Linked DNA regions of Homo sapiens: region 1 is linked to region 2. A link is an interaction called in ENCODE POLR2A ChIA-PET data of the cell type or tissue named here. Cell type or tissue: IMR-90. All regions are shown on one strand. Each heading gives the region's core, and the rest is flanking DNA. Links, peaks and the distances in the headings are about the cores only. Region 1 overlaps CAMSAP2 (calmodulin regulated spectrin associated protein family member 2). Region 2 has its middle 29 kb from the start of CAMSAP2.

The links. Peaks named below come from ENCODE experiments on the same cell type or tissue, not always from the same donor. Only the 100,000 strongest peaks of a DNase experiment are listed, where the experiment ranks them.
Region 1: POLR2A ChIA-PET joins it to region 2 with 8 read pairs; 6 of 35 experiments call an interaction of 5 or more read pairs at or near these places.

The regions. Positions count from the first base shown.
Region 1 is chr1:200,761,144-200,769,178 of GRCh38, reverse strand. The region is part of intron 2 of CAMSAP2 (calmodulin regulated spectrin associated protein family member 2); the gene reads right to left. Among named protein-coding and RNA genes, the nearest start is that of CAMSAP2, 26 kb to the right of the region's middle. RefSeq lists an enhancer at 1,862-2,362. In IMR-90, for the core only: no CTCF peak of the experiment used is centred there; no DNase peak of the experiment used is centred there.
Region 2 is chr1:200,705,551-200,713,585 of GRCh38, reverse strand. No RefSeq gene overlaps it. Among named protein-coding and RNA genes, the nearest start is that of CAMSAP2, 29 kb to the left of the region's middle. In IMR-90, for the core only: no CTCF peak of the experiment used is centred there; a DNase peak (open chromatin) is centred at 4,615.

The sequences.
Region 1 (8,035 bases), core at 2,205-6,204, 56 kb before region 2:
AGGATGGGGAAGGGAACATCTAGACCCCGAGGCTCTCAAAGGAACAGAGTGAAAACCAAGGAGCTAGTTTTTCCCACCTTCCAGTAGTTAACTACTAATTAATTAATTAGAGTTGACATAAGGGATAAAATATTTTTTGCCAGCCCTGTTCTGGTTTCTCTTCCTAATCTCCCAATTCTTGATAAATCAAGGTATCATCTCAATCCTACCTTAACGAGGTCTCTCCAGCCAGGCACAGTGGCTCATGCCTGTAATCCCCTGCACTTTGAGAGGCCAGGGTGGGTGGATCACGAGGTCAGGAGGTCGAGACCATCCTGGCTAACATGGTGAAACCCTGTCTCTACTAAAAATACAAAAATTAGCCAGGCGTGGTGGCACACGCCTGTAGTCCCAGCTACTTGGGAGGCTGAGGCAGGAGAATCGCTTGAACCTGGGAGATGGAGGTTGCAGTGAGCCGAGATCGCGCCACTGCACTCCAGCCTGGTGACAGAGCAAGACTCCATCTCAAAACAACAACAACAAAAAAAAAGTCTCTCCCACTCAACCCTACTAATAAATCTTCATGGCCTGCACCTTAGTTCAGGCCTCCAGCTATTTCAACAGCCTCCTAAGTGGTATCTCTTCTACAATACACCACAGTGACTTTCTGAAACACAAATCTGATGATACCCTCTCTGGCTTAAAACCCTACACTAGGGTTCCCATCACTTCCAGGATAACGTAAACACTTGGCATAGCACAAAACATCATTCATGCCCTAACCCTATCTAACTCTGTGATCTCGTTTCTTATCACCCCTCAAAAGGCAGCTAGTGCTAACGCCACAACTAAGCTGCTTCCTTTGACCTGAGGGTCACCATGCTCTCACACTCCCTTTTAACATCCCATTATACTCCCAAATACAATACCGTACAACACAGCCTTCATTTCTCTATGTGGTAAATTCCTCCGCATCCTTCAAAACTCAGTTGAAGTGTAGTACAGAGTTTGGTGCCTTTACACTCCTAAAACATTGGACAGTTTTCTATAAGCCACCGCTAGAAAGTGAGACACTGAAGAACATGAAACTCTTTGTAATCATGGTAGAAAATACAAAGGACAATGCAGAAGCTCCTTAAATAAATTAATAAATGGTCTGACAATTCAGTTTTATTAAAAAGAGTCTTTGTGAGATCACCTAGTAAAGTAAGTACCATTCATCAAGTTATTTCTATGAGAAAGTAAACTTGGAGCTCCAAATAAATGATCACAAATAAAGAGTTACTCTAACATGATAAACATGGTTGTAAGGTATCAAAAGATATTGTGAATTTGTAACAGAGGTATAGATGTTACCTAGAAATAATGGAACATTATTAGGTACATGAGTAGTAAACAGAAAATTGAGTTCTAGCACTGTGCATGAAGAAGAAAACCCTGTTCAACAACATCTATGAGAATGTAATTAATTTTTCAAAGACAGGTTTGGCTTATAAATTTGCAAGCCACTCATATACAAGGGTGACCAGAAATTAATGTCTTCTCACCTACTATTACAATACTACATTTATATAATCCTGTTCTTAAACAGGGAAAGGATTTTTTTTAACAAGCCTCTACACAAGTAAATTACACTTGAGTTCCAACAGATGGTGACACAATGGAAATTCCTAAGCATAGTTGCCAAATAAGACCAATATGTTTAAAAAAAAAAAAAAAAAAGAGGGACAACACAAAGTTCCTGGGATCAGCTTCTCTGTTCTCAATACATTTTGTGTATCCAGCAAAAATAATGGTAACTAGAGAATTATTCAGCATATTCTTTTTTTTTTTTTTTTGAGATGGAGTCTCACTCTGTTGCCCAGGCTGGAGTGCAGTGGCGCAATCTCAGCTCACTGCAACCTCTGCCTCCCAGGTTCAAGCGATTCTCTCACCTCAGCCTCCCAAGTAGCTGGTATTACAGGCATGTGCCAAGTAGCTGATATTACAGGAGTGCGCCACCATGCCCAGCTAATTTTTTTTTGTATTTTTAGTAGAGATGGGGTTTCACCATGTTGGCCAGGCTGGTCTCGAACTCCTGACCTCAGGTGATCCACCTGCCTTGGCCTCCCAAAGTGCTGGAATTACAGGTGTGAGCCACCACGCCCTGCCTGCATATTCTTAAATACTGTATCAATTAACTCATGTCCACCTAGACTCTGTCACAACTCTACTTCATCCCCTGTCAGCAGTCATTCTACTTAACTGCTATAATTACTCCTAAGGTACATGGAATTAACATAACCTTTAATACAGGAACAGAGTGGGTAAATGGAACAGAGAGGGGAAATTACTTTGGAAAGAAACCTAGGCAAATTACCAAGATTTCAAACAAACCACCAGGCAGAGTTCCAGGTGGCACACCATTTCTATTTCCTTCCACCTTACTACTTCCCATCTACCTATTCCCTAGGCAAAGACGAAAATACAATTTAGTGGTTAAGAACATAGGATTTATCCTGTTATCATGTAAAAGAGAAGTAAAATAAGAAAAAAAACCGAAAAAGAATATAGGATTTATAGTTAAAGCAGAGATGTTCAGAATCCTGCCTTCACTACTTAACTATACTTGCTCTGTGACCTTATATTCTCAAAGCCTCAGTTTCTTCATCAATAGAAAAGGGATGATCCTTTCCTCTTGGAGTTGTTGTAAGAATTAAATTACGTAAGATAGAGTGTTAAAGTGTAAGCACACTGCATGGCACACAGTAAACTAAATGAAAAGAGCTACCTGATAGACCAGGTGTAATCCCAGCTCACACCTGTAATCCCAGCATAGCCCAGGAGTTTGAGATCAGCCTGGGCAACATAGGGAGACCCTGTCTCTACAAAAAAAATAATAAAAAAATATTAGCCAGGTGGGGTGGTGCACGTCTGCAGACCCAGCTACCCAGGAGGCTGAGGTGGGAGGGTCACCTGAGCCCTGCAGGTCGAGGCTACAGTGAGTTGTGATTGCGCCACTGCACTCCAGCCTGGGCAACAGAGTGAGATCCTGTCTCAGGAAAAAAAAAAAAAAAAGAGCTACTTGATAGTCTCATAAATAAACAATAGATAAAATCTGAGAATTAACAGACTGCAATAATTATTTAAACTAAGCTGACAGTATAGCGGTTCAGTTTGCAATGCTTCCAAGTGTTTTGTAATATAGTATGAAAATCTATTCCATGATTCTGTAACCCACAGAAAGTTAAAAATCCTTAACTCAGACTTACAGCCTCCTCATTATCTAACTTACAGACTCTTCATGATCTAGCTCTAAATTATTTTTTAGCCTCATCTGACATTTATCCCTCCATGCAGTCAATATTTTAATTTATAATACTTAACATACCTTCACAGTTCAATCTTGAGTCAAACAATTCCTTCAACCCAGTTACTACTCTCATCCCATCCCTTTTCCCAACTACTGAAATCCCATTTATCATTCTACCCTGTGATGCCTTCCCTGATCCTCCCTAATAGAGATGATCACATCCACCTCTAAGATCTCAGTATCTATTGCTTAAAGTTAGAACACTTATTTCATACTGTCTAGTTTTTTTTCCCAGTTTTCTTCCTCATTAGATTTTTAGTTCAAACATCATTCAAGCGGAGATGTCAGTGGTCAGCTGGATACATAGAACATAACATATGGCCGGGTGCGGTGGCTCACACCTGTAATCCCAGCACTTTGGGAGGCCGAGGTGAGTGGATCACAAGGTCAGGAGCTCGAGACCAGCCTGGCCAACATGGTGAAACCCCATCTCTACTAAAAATACAAAAATTAGCTGGGCATGGTGGCGCACCTGTAATTTACCCAGCTACTCGGGAGGCTGAGGCAGGAGAATTGCTTGAACTTGGGAGGTGGAGGTTGCAATGAGCTGAAATTGTGTCACTGCACTCCAGCTTGGGTGACAAGAGCAAAATTCAGTCTCGAAAAAATAAATAAATAAAGAAGTATGACTAAGGCAAGTTTGACTGATAAGCAGATTGTAGTATTAATTTTGGGGTGGAGATTGAGAGAAATGTTTTTGTTTTGAGAAGTTACGTTGAGTTTTTTTGTTTTTTTGTTTTTTTTGAGATGGAATCTCACTCTGTTGCCCAGACCAGAGTGCAATGGTGCAATCTTGGCTGACTGCAATCTCCTTCTCCCGGTTTCAAGTGATTCTCCTGCCTCAACCTCCCATGTAGCTGGGATTACAGGTGCCTGCCATCACGCCCAGCTAATTTCTGTATTTTTAGTAGAGATGGGGTTTCACTATGTTGGCCAGGCTGGTCTCAAACTCCTCACCTCAGGTGAACCACCCGCCTTGGCCTCCCAAAGTGCTGGGATTACAGGTATGTGCCACTGAGCCCAGCCACATCTTTTCTTTTTAAAGATTGATTACTAAAAGGAACTACAGAAAAGATATCTTAAAGGTTTGAATTGCCATTTACGGGATATTTGGAATTTAACCATTTAGAGAGGTCTTCAATATTTATTCTTATTTCCTATGTCTGCTTAAAGGCTAAATGCAGGATACTTATTTCTCTTTAACAATTTAACTATCAGAAATATTTAGTATGCATACAAGGCATGTTATTTCAGATAATGATAATTTCTATTTGAATTTAAATTTCTTCTCTACATTTTAAATTTTAAAACAGTAAAATCATATAAAAATGTTAATAGTGCAGAAATACATCAAATAAGATATGAAAGTTACCATTTATTTCTCCAATCCTATTTAATCCCATTTCACAGAAGAAACCAAAGTTAACAGTCTGGTGTAAATTCTTCTAAAGATTTCTGTCTTCATATATATTATTTCACAGGAAATTTTTATACTGAGACTTTGAAGAAAAAGAATTAGTACTAACATTATTTCTTGAAAAATTAGGATGATACTTTTGCTACCACCACACTTTTTTTCCCCCCAAAAGGCTGGCATACAGAAATAAAATATCCCAAATTAAAAATAATTTAGAAGTGGAAGTGGGGGGCAATATATTCAGTGCAATTAAACACACTATTTTTCATGATACTTCCCAAAAAGCAGGAAAAAAAAACTGTTAATTTACATTAACTCTTACTTTACTCTTTAAAAAAATAGTTTCTTTCTTTTTTTTTGAGACGGAGTCTTGCTCTTGTCACCTGGGCTGGAGTGCAGTGGCGCAATCTCGGCTCACTGCAACCTCCGCCTCCCAGGTTCAAGCGATTCTCCTGCCTCAGCCTCCCGACCTCGGGTTACAGGTGCCTGCCACCACACCTGGCTAATTTTTGTATTTTTAGTAGAGATGGGGTTTCGCCATGTTGGCTAGGCTGGTCTCAAACTCCTAGCCTCATGATCCACCCTCCTTGGCCTCCTAAAGTGCTGGGATTACAGGCGCGAGCCACCACGCCCAGCCAAAAACATAGTTTCTTAAGGAACAACTTTTTACTAGTAATCTGAGAAATTTTCTCACGCAGGTTTCAGGAAAATAGTTACATTAAATATCATCAATCAAAATGCCACAGCAACTGGAAAACTTTAAATCAAATTGTGATAAAAGTTGAAAGTAAACAATTAAAACACAGGTTGGTAAATGTGACACTGCAAAGGGTTAAGATGATGTAGGTCAAATATGAAGTTCTCAAGTTCTTTGGTTGGTTGGTTTTTAAGACAAAGTCTCACTCTGTCGCCCAGTCTGGCTGGAGTGCAGTAGCGGAATCTCGGCTAACTGCAACTTCCACCTCCTGGGTTCAAGAGATTCTCCTGCCTCAGCCTCCCGAGTAACTGGGACTACAGGCGCGCACTACCACATCTGGCTAATTTTTGTATTTTCAGTAGAGATGGGGTTTCGCCATGTTAGCCAGGCTAGTCTCAAACTCCTGACCTCAGGTGATCCGCCAGCCTTTGTCTCCCAAAGTGCTGGGATTACAGGCGTGAGCTACCACACCCAGCCTGAAGTTCTCAAGTTCTAACAATCCACAAATAGAAGTTAGAACCAGAGATAAAGATTCTATGTTGCCCATGCCGTGCACCTGTAATCTCAGCATATTGAGAGGCTGAGGTGGGAGGATCACTTGAAGTCTAGAGTTCAAGACCAGCCTGGCCAACATGGTGAAACCCAGCCTCTACTAAAAGTACAAAAATTAGCTGGGCATGGTGATGCACGCCTATAATCTCAGCTACTTGGGAGGCTGAGGCACAAGAATTGCTTGAAACCAGAAGGCTGAGGTTGCTGTGAGCCAAGATCGCACCACTGCACTCCAGCCTGGGCAACAGAGTGAGACTCCAACTAAGAAAAAAAAAAAGATTCTAAGTCATTTAAACTCCATTCCTTAAATATTATTAAAATACATTCAAAGCTATCAGCAGGATCAATAAAGTGTGAAAGAAACATGAGTAACACAATCAGCAGTCTACCAAACCCCTCATTTTAAAATTAATTGTCCAAGTATTTCACACATACAAACTACACTGGAAAAAAATGTAGAAAACATGTTAAATTTGTTTCATTCTTATTAGAGGATCTGAAATAGACACTCTAAGGATAAGTAGGTTATCTATGACATATATATCTGTATCTGAAAGAACAGCAACTAAACAAACACTGCTTCACAAAGTCATGGATGTGCTTTCTAACTATCCACTTAGCCTTCAAACAACGGAAGCAGAAGTAATCACAAGCTGGAGTGTCCAGCTAGGGGAATGATTCTGGGGGAGATGAATATGAGACACTGATAAGGACCTAAGTAGATTCTGCTTGTCCCTGGTATGGGCAAACTGTTCACATATGATATGTATGCAAAGCAGGTATGCCAAAGTCAGAGGGTAACTATAAGGTGATTTTGGAGCCATCAATGAAAGATGACAATCTCATACTGGATAATCAATATTCTAGTTATTGTTAATAACTATATTGTAAATCTATAAATTCCATTAACTAATCAATACATTATTTTCCATTACTTAGAAATATTAAAAGAGTTACTTTAAAGAAGGAAAAAAACCAGAAAACAAAACAGGTCATCACCTCATTTAGTAATAGATTTTATAAACTAATTTTTTTGTTCATTCTTCCTAAATTACATAACTTCATAAATTTTATAATATACTTTTCTACATATACACCTTACCTTCCTCCCAAGCAAAACTACTACTCTTTGATTTAATCGAGTATGGAAAAACCACTTTTCTTTCTAATACCATCCTTGATGATGTCCACATTTTGTGAAACTCAAGCTAAAGCAGTACAATGGACTGAACCAGCATACAATGAACTTAAACATTTAGATTTATGTTTCCTGAGACTGCCTATGAGAGAGTTCCTGCATGATGGCCCCAGGCCAGCTTAGAGGCCTTCTGTGTGTGTTGTCTACAAGAATGAGTTCAAAGCTATCAAATAAACGAAAATATCTGATATGCAGAAATTTACCAAGAAGTTATTCAAGTACATAAATGAGCTTTTTTTTTTTTTTTTGAGACAGAGTTTTGCTCTTGTTGCCCAGGCTGGAGTGCAGTGGCATGATCTCAGCTTACCGCAACCTCCACCTCCTGGGTTCAAGCGATTCTCCTGCCTCAGCCTCCCAAGTAACTGGGATTACAGGCATGCACCACCATGCCCGGCTAATTTTGCATTTTTAGTAGAGACAGGGTTTCTCCATGTTGGTAAGACTGGTCTTGAACTCCTGACCTCAGGTGATCTGCCCGCCTCGGCCTCCCAAAGTGCTGGGATTACAGGCGTGAGCCACCGCGCCCGGCCATAAATCAGCACTTATTAATCTCAACTCTTTCCTAATGATAAAGTCAAGGATGCATTTTCCATCTCTTCTAGCCAGTCTCTACAACGGAAAAAATAAAAGTTTTCAATTAAAATTACATTAAGGTAGTTGGAAATTATGTAGTTGTTTCTCCAAGGTATTAGATGGCACCAAACATTCCAAAATCGTTAAAATCTTCCTTCATTTGGAAACAAGGTTAAGAAAAAGATGAGTTGTAAACTCTAGGCAAAAATACAATCCAATTTCAAAACATTTCCCTCTGTTTTACAGTATATCATTCACACTCAAAAG
Region 2 (8,035 bases), core at 2,345-6,344:
AATAATAAATTGTAGAGCACAGTGGTCAATTAGGCTCCTTGTTATTAGAGGTCAGGAAGATGCATTCTAGTGATTATCAAAATGTACCTCGTAAAAATTCATTGAGCCATACATTTTATTTGTATACTTTCCTGACCACATGTTATATTTAAAGACAAAGTTTGTTTTACAGAAGCAAATGTAGTAGATTTGTCATTTTATATTCTAAAAAGCAGAAACATCAGAAAGACTATTTTCACTAGTTAATTGATATTATTTTTATTTAATGCCACTATCATCTGGGATACATTGAAATGATTCCTACTTTTATATATTGCCATATCAACCCTTATTACTGTAAAACTCTTATAAACATGAGCAAATTATATCTTCCAGTCTTACGTGCTTGAGCAGTATGACTTTTAATAACTAAAAATTGGTAAAAATTTTATAAAATGCCCGGATAATTTCTATGAAAATGTTGAGTGGGACTCAGGCCAGGTGCGGTGGCTCACGCCTGTAATCCCAGCACTCTGGGAGGCCAAGACAGGCAGATCACAAGGTCAGGAGTTCAAGACCAGCCTGGCCAATGTGGTGAAACCCCATCTCTACTAAAAATACAAAAATTAGCTGGGCATGGTGGTGCGCACCTGTAGTTCCAGCTACTCGGGAGGCTGAGGCAGGAGAATCGCAGGAGGCAGAGTTGCAGTGAGCTGAGATCAAGCCACTGCACTCCAGCCTGGATGACAGAGCGAGAATCTGTCTCAAAAAAAAAGAAAATGTTGAGTGGGACTCATATGATGCATAATCCACTTACAGAGGGCTGGGAGAAAACCTCCAATATTAGCAATTAGAAGTAAAGTAAATGATGTACAATTTATATTTATTTAAATTTGGAGAATTTATCAGAAGTTTGATGGATATGGCAGGGTTTCCTTCCCCAAACCACCATGATTACTGCCATATAAGGCATGCTCCAATTTTACAAAGAAAATTTTCTCTGGAAAAATTAATTAAAGCCAGGCACGGTGGCTTACGCCTGTAATCCCAGCACTTTGGGAGGCCGAGGAGGGCAGATCACGAGGTCAAGAGATCGAGACCATCCTGGCCAACATGGTGAAACCCCTTCTCTACTAAAAATACAAAAATTAGCTGGACTTGGTGGCCTGCACCTTTAGTCCCAGCTACTCGGGAGGCTGAGGCAGGAGAATCGCTTGAACCTGGGAGGCAGAGATTGCAGTGAGCCGAGGTCACGCCACTGCACTCCAGCCTGGCGACAGAACGAGACCCTGTCTCAAAAAAATAAATAAAATAAAATAAATTAATACATGTATTGAGGGTCTCATTTTAAAGTTTTTTTTAATAGGCTGGGCACAGTGGTTCAGACCTGCAATCCCAGCACTTTGGGAGGCTGAGGTGGGTGGATCGCTTGAGGTCAGGAGCTCAAGACCAGCCTAGCCAGCATGATGAAAGCCTGTCTCTTCTCAAAATACAAAAATTAGCTGGGCATGGTGGCACACCCCTGTAGTCTGAGCTACTTGAGAGGCGGAGGCAGGAGAATCGCTTGAACCCGGGAGGTGGAGGTTGCAGTGAACCGAGATCACACCACTGCACTCCTACCTGGGTGACAGAGCAAGACTCTGTCTCAAAAAATAAAAATAAATCAATAAATAAAGTTTTTTGTTTTGTTTTGTTTTTTGAAACGGAGTCTGGCTCTGTCGCCCCGGCTGGAGTTCAGTGGTGTCATCTTGGCACACTGCAAGCTCCACCTCCCAGGTTCAAGTAATTCTCCTGCCTCAGCCTCTCAAGTAGCTGGGACGACGGGCACCCACCACCACGCCCAGCTAATTTTTTGTATTTTTAGTACAGACAGGGTTTCACTGTGTTAGCCAGGATGGTCTCGATCTCCTGACATCATGATCCACCTGCCTTGGCCTCCCAGAGTGCTGGGATGACAGGCATGAGCCACCGGGCCAGGCCATAAAGTTTTTTAAATAAAAGAAAACATTATTTTATTCATGTAAATACAATGCAGAGAATACTGGAATCCAAAGTCAACAATCTTAAGTTCTAGACATGCAGTAATAGTTGACTAAATCCTAAAATAAGTATAAACTCCCTTAGCAAAAGAAATATATTTGTAATATTGAATATTGGTAGATAACAGGCAACAGCACATATGTTTACTAATAGAATCCTTATAAGACACATGCTATCAAAGCAAATACCAGTAGTAATTTCAGCAAATATTCATAACCAAAAGCATCAACATAATATATGTTTGCATGAAATTTTGTTTTGTTTTGTTTTTTTGAGACAGTTTCACTCTTGTTGCCCAGGCTGGAGTGCAATGGCACGATCTCTGCTCACCACAACCTCCCCCTCCCAGATTCAAGTCATTCTCCTGCCTCAGCCTCCCAAGTAGCTGGGATTACAGGCATGTGCCACCACACCCAGCTAATTCTATATTTTTAGTAGAGATGGGGTTTCTCCACGTTGGCCAGGCCGGTCTGAAACACCCCACCTCAGGTGATCCGCCCACCTTGGCCTCCCAAAGTGCTGGGATTACAGGCATGAGCCACCGTGCCCAACCTGCATGGAATTTTAATAGCCCATGTGGATGAAACAGATACATTTTTTAAAGTTGGCACAAAACAAGTGGCAAAATAGGTAATTTTAAGGAATTTCTAAACAAGTAGCTACAAGAAGTGGAATTTGTTGGGTATTGGCCACCCATCATACATTTCCCCTCTGTAGCAGGACCTAATTTCCTTTTGGATAATTACATCTTCCATCTGTGATACCGTAACAGGGGTCTTCCCTGCCCTAACAGAGTGGGACCATGGCCCATACTAAGCCTGTCAGTTGCTGAGGCAACCGTGAGAATGCACTTCACAGAGATCCAACTACAGGGAGCATAACTGACCTAGGGTCCCCAGCTGCTGCCTGCTGAAACCCACGGCCACATTTACACCAGAGGTCATGCTTCTCCGGGGCTACTCCCAGCCAATGACTAAATGCAGCAGGCCCATTCCTGGGAGAGACAGACCTCCTCTGATGGGTGGCTTCGGTTGGAGAACTCCCCAGGGCCTTTGCCAAAACTTCCTTAGACTGCACAGCCATCTAGGATCTTCCACCCTATCTTCCTTCCCTAACTCCTTCACTCAGAGTCAGACTCATGTTACGATCTGATGACCCTTCTGCTCTTCCCAGCTCCCTCCCCCTTCCCCTCACAGGCTTTTCTCCTAAAACCATCCTTGCATGTTAATCCTATCTTGGTGTCTGCCTTCTTCTCAGAGGGCCCAGGCTAACAGTCATCACCACCCCACCACACCCAAATTTGGATCATGATCAAAGAGATGAAAAGACTAAAAGCAGTCAAAATTTCTGCCACCCTGGTCATTGTAAAGGAACCAGAAGGTCCCTACTATGAGACAATTCCTCTGAGTTCTGCTTCCTAGGCTTAGTAACTGTCTTTGTATCCGACCTATTCCAAAGCTGGATTCTAAGCCTCTCATCAATTCCATGAGCTCCTAATAGCCTTCCAGTAAATTCACTCTGAATGAGATTAGCCAGAGTTTGTTTCCTTTTCCTTTTTTCTTTCCTTTTTTTTTAGATGGAGTGTTGCTCTGTCGCCTAGACTGGCATGCAGTGGTGCGATCTTGGCTCACTGCAACTTCCACCACCTGGTTTCAAGCGATTCTCCTATCTCAGCCTCCCGAGTAGCTGGGACTATAGGTGCTCGCTACCACAGGTGCACGACTGGCTAATTTTTGTATTTTTAGTAGAGACGGCATTTCACCATGTTAGCCAGGCTGTTCTCGAATTCCTGACCTCAGGTGATCTGCCCACCTCGGCCTCCCAAAGTGCTAGGATTACAGGCGTGAGCCAGTAGGCCTGGCCCAGAGTCTGTTTCTGATGTTTGAAAGCAAAGATTCTTACTTGACAGACTCTGGTACATGTAGACTAACAAATATCACAGTTAAAAAAAAAGAAAAGAAAAGAAAATGGTCACAAAAAATATAGAAACAGAAAATGTTGAAAAGATTCCCTGCCAGGCACAGGGGCTCATGCCTGTCAATCGCTTTGGGAGGCTGAGGTAGGCAGATCACTTGAGCCCAGGAGTTCAAGGTCAGCCTGGCCAACATGGGGAAACCCTGTTTCTACTAAAAATACAAAAATTAGCCAGGTGTGGTGGCATGTGCCTGTAGTCCCAGCTGCTCAGGAAGCTGAGGCATGAGAATCACTTCAACCTGGAGGTGGAGGTTGCAGTGAGCCAAGATCACACCACTGCATTCCAGCCTAGGCGACAGAGTGACTCTGTCTCAAAAAAGAACAGAAAAGAAGAGATTCCTATGTTGTAATGTTCCTTCATATGTCACATTACACTCTAGTGAGCAAAGAGGAGAAAATTAAGTGAATTTTTTTAAAAGCTGATATTTCACTCCATGTAGTAGAGTAAAATCAGTCACAAAACATCCAAGAATTAATAAAATATTTTAATCTTCATCCTGAAAACCAAGAAAATCATTTACTCTCGAAGATGAAATCCTTTGTCACTGCTGGTATCCAGAGGATTCACTTCATCACTGATGTTCACTGCATCAGAAACTGAGTCATCACTATCTTCAAACAACAGATCCTCCTCAGCACAGTGACTGGCCCACTGTGAATTCCACAGCAGCATATCTTAGGTGATGCATGTCTGGCTCCTGCCAGCCCTGGCATCTCCCAGCAGAGGAATACCTGCCCAGTTCACCCCACATTCACAGGCCCTAGACAGCTCTTGCAGTGATCTTGTTTTCCATAAGGAAATCTGGGTCCAGCTTTAAGTCTCCCTGACATGTAGTTTTCCACCTGCCATGAGACGGGTCCTGAAATCAGCCAGCTAGGGTGGACCTAGCAGCTCTGAGGGAAGAATAAAGGTTGGAAGAGGTACAGGACCCATACCACTCCAGACTCTGTCCATCATATGGGTTCTTGAGATTCAAGATAACTTGTAGATATAATACCTCAGAAAACACATGTTAAGAGTCAGCAAATATGACAGTAAAAAGAAGTAGAAACTCCCCAACAAGAATGCATAAGCAAATATAGATGAAATTTAGATAGACAAAGATGAGAAAATACAGATGAGATATTTAGATATTTTGAATATTTTGCTTTGTGTTTAGATTCCTTTTAAATGCTATAACAGACCTCATCAATTTGCCATTGGGTCTTTAGCTTGACTCATCACCAAGCCCCATGTCAGTGAACACCATTGGCTGCCTGAGGCATAAAGAGATTGCAATCCCAGATACTTGGGAGGCTGAGGTAGGAGGATCAACTGAGCCTGGGAGGTTGAGGCTCAGTGAGCCATGATCATGCCACTGCACTCCAGCCTGGGTGAGAGAGTGAGAGCCTGTCTGAAAAAAAAAAAAAAAAAAAAAAAAAAGAATCAATATAGGTACAATATCCAAATGTACTGCTCACTGAGGAACAGCAGATTAAATTTTACCCGTCACTTGTACTGACATCTCTCTCTCTCGGATAACACAAAAGCCTCCTAACTAGTCTCTGCTTCCACCCTTGTTTTTCTACAGTCTCTTATTAATACAGTTTCCAAATAAATCCTTTTGAATGCTAAATCAGATCACATCACTCCTCTGCTGCAAAACCTCCAACAATTCCCCATTTCTTGCAGATCAAAAGTCAAAGTCTTTCTAAAGACCTAGAAGGCCCAGTGTGATCTGCAACTCTGCTCCCCTCCTTTCCTTTCTGATTTCATCCCCTCACTCTCTCACCTCCAACCACACTGGTTTCCTTGTTGTTCCCCCAAACAGGCCTGTCCCTGACTCAGGCCCTGGCTGTCCTCTTTGCCTGGAACACTGTGGACCATTCTGTTCCTAGATATCTACATGGCAAACTCCTTCACCTCTCTCAAGTCTTTGCTCAAACATCCCCTTCTCAGTAAGTACTCTGCTTAAAATGGCAAATTCTTCCCACTCTTGGCACTCTCAATACCTTTTACCCTGCTGTAATTTTTTCCATAGCCCTTAATATCTTCTTAAATATTAAATACCATATAGCTTTCTTATTTACTTTGTCTATAGTTGTAGTTTTCCTTCATTAGACTCGAAGCTCCACATGTGTCATTCACTGCCATATCCTAATAGCACAGAACAGATCTTGGCATAGAATGGCACTCGATTAGTGTTGGTTGAATGAAGAAATGAATGGGTGAATAAATTAGCAAGGATTCTATTAGTTGACTTCTCTGTGGTACTTTGGAAATCACTAGATACTCTCAGTTCTGCTTGGCAATGTGTTATGTGAAGTGACAGCTGCTGCTCTGACTTGCTACAGCTAATGATGCTCAGAAATGGGCACTTCGTAGGATGTCCTTCTGCCTGCTGCACTTTCAGGTACCCCCACACTCAGTCATCGCAGTCACTCCATCTTGTATGCACTATTGCAGATCTTTGTTTCGAATCCAGTTGTCTTTTGTCTGGGCCATTGATCTTTTTGGCCCTCTATTTTTGCTTCCCGAGACTCCTTCATTGGGTCCCCCACCTCAGGCCCCCATTGCTGTTCACCTGTACCCCAGGCAGTTCTGATTTTGTACCCCCAAAATTCTAGCTGAGGTCAGAGCTCTGGACTCTCCACTACCAGGGAAGAAAAATTGGATATTTGATTCATTTCCCTACTTTTAAACAACCAGCAGGAAAATGAAGGGTTGGCTGATTTATCTGTGGAATAAGCAAATTCAGATTCAGATGATGACAAATAATCTAGACAATTCAGTTTCTGGGCTTGTTTTCCTGAATCATCCAGAGCATTAACACGGCAAATAAAACCCACCAGATAATCTTATTATCTTTCATCTTTTTCTCCATATCGTGGTAGTTTCTCAAGACAAAATATGGCTATTTGCTTTCTTTGAGAGCAAATGTCGATCTTGTACTTAATCTGCCTTCTGCTAAACTAGGGCACAGTAGACTCCTCCTTGTGACTAATAGAGATTCCAGAAATGGAAATTAGGATACAATTTTTAACCTTTACAGAATGAGAAGCCTTGGAGCTAAGCTTTCTTTACATTGTTTAAATCCTTGAAATAAGTCATAATTGCTTCATGGCCCAGCTATCTCATTCCTATAGGACCGAAATCTTACCAATCTTGATTTCTAGTTTGACAAGAGGATAAAAAAGAAAATCCTGTGAGAAGCTAGTATCCTTTTAGATAAGTTATTTCTGTGTCTCTCTGGAAATGATCTTGCAAAGGGCTAATGATACATAATCAGATTTACAGAGCAACATGAGTCACATCATCTCATTTGATTCTGCTAATATGCTTAGTGATTAGACAGAAAAAAATATATTGTTGTTCCCATTTTTAAAACAGAGAAAGTGGAACATAGCATTTTCAGAAATCTGGGCCACAGATCATTGGTAAAACAGTAAGCCTGTAGTTTTGATTCCCAGTTCATTAGGAAGTTAATGTAAGGGTGGCCAGGCGCAGTGGCTCATGCCTGTAATCCCAGCACTTTGGGAGGCCGAGGCGGGTGGATCACGAGTCAGGGGTTCAAGACCAGCCTGATCAACATGGTGAAACGCTGTCTGTACTAAAAATATAAAAATTAGCCGGGCGTGGTGGTGGGCGCCTGTAATCCCAGCTACTCAGGAGGCTGAGGCAGGAGAATTGCTTGAACCTGTGAAGCGAAGTTTGCAGTGAGCTGAGATCACACCACTGCACTCCAACCTGGGCGACACAGCGAGACTCCATCTCAAAAAAAAAAAAAAAAAAAGAAAAAGGAAGTTAACATAAGGGCAATAAGTATTAGGGAGAGGTCCCCAGGAAGAAGGTGAGAAGGACTGCAGAAAAGAAAGAACTGAATTATCAGCAACATAAACACCAGCAACAAATATTTACCTAGAATCGACTGCATGCTAAGTCTGGGGATATAATGAGACAAATAATAAGAAGAATAACCCTGCTGTCAAGGAATTTGTAGTGACATGTAGGGTATAAACATTAAAATAAATGGTGACATAAATGAGAAAGACTAGATGTAGG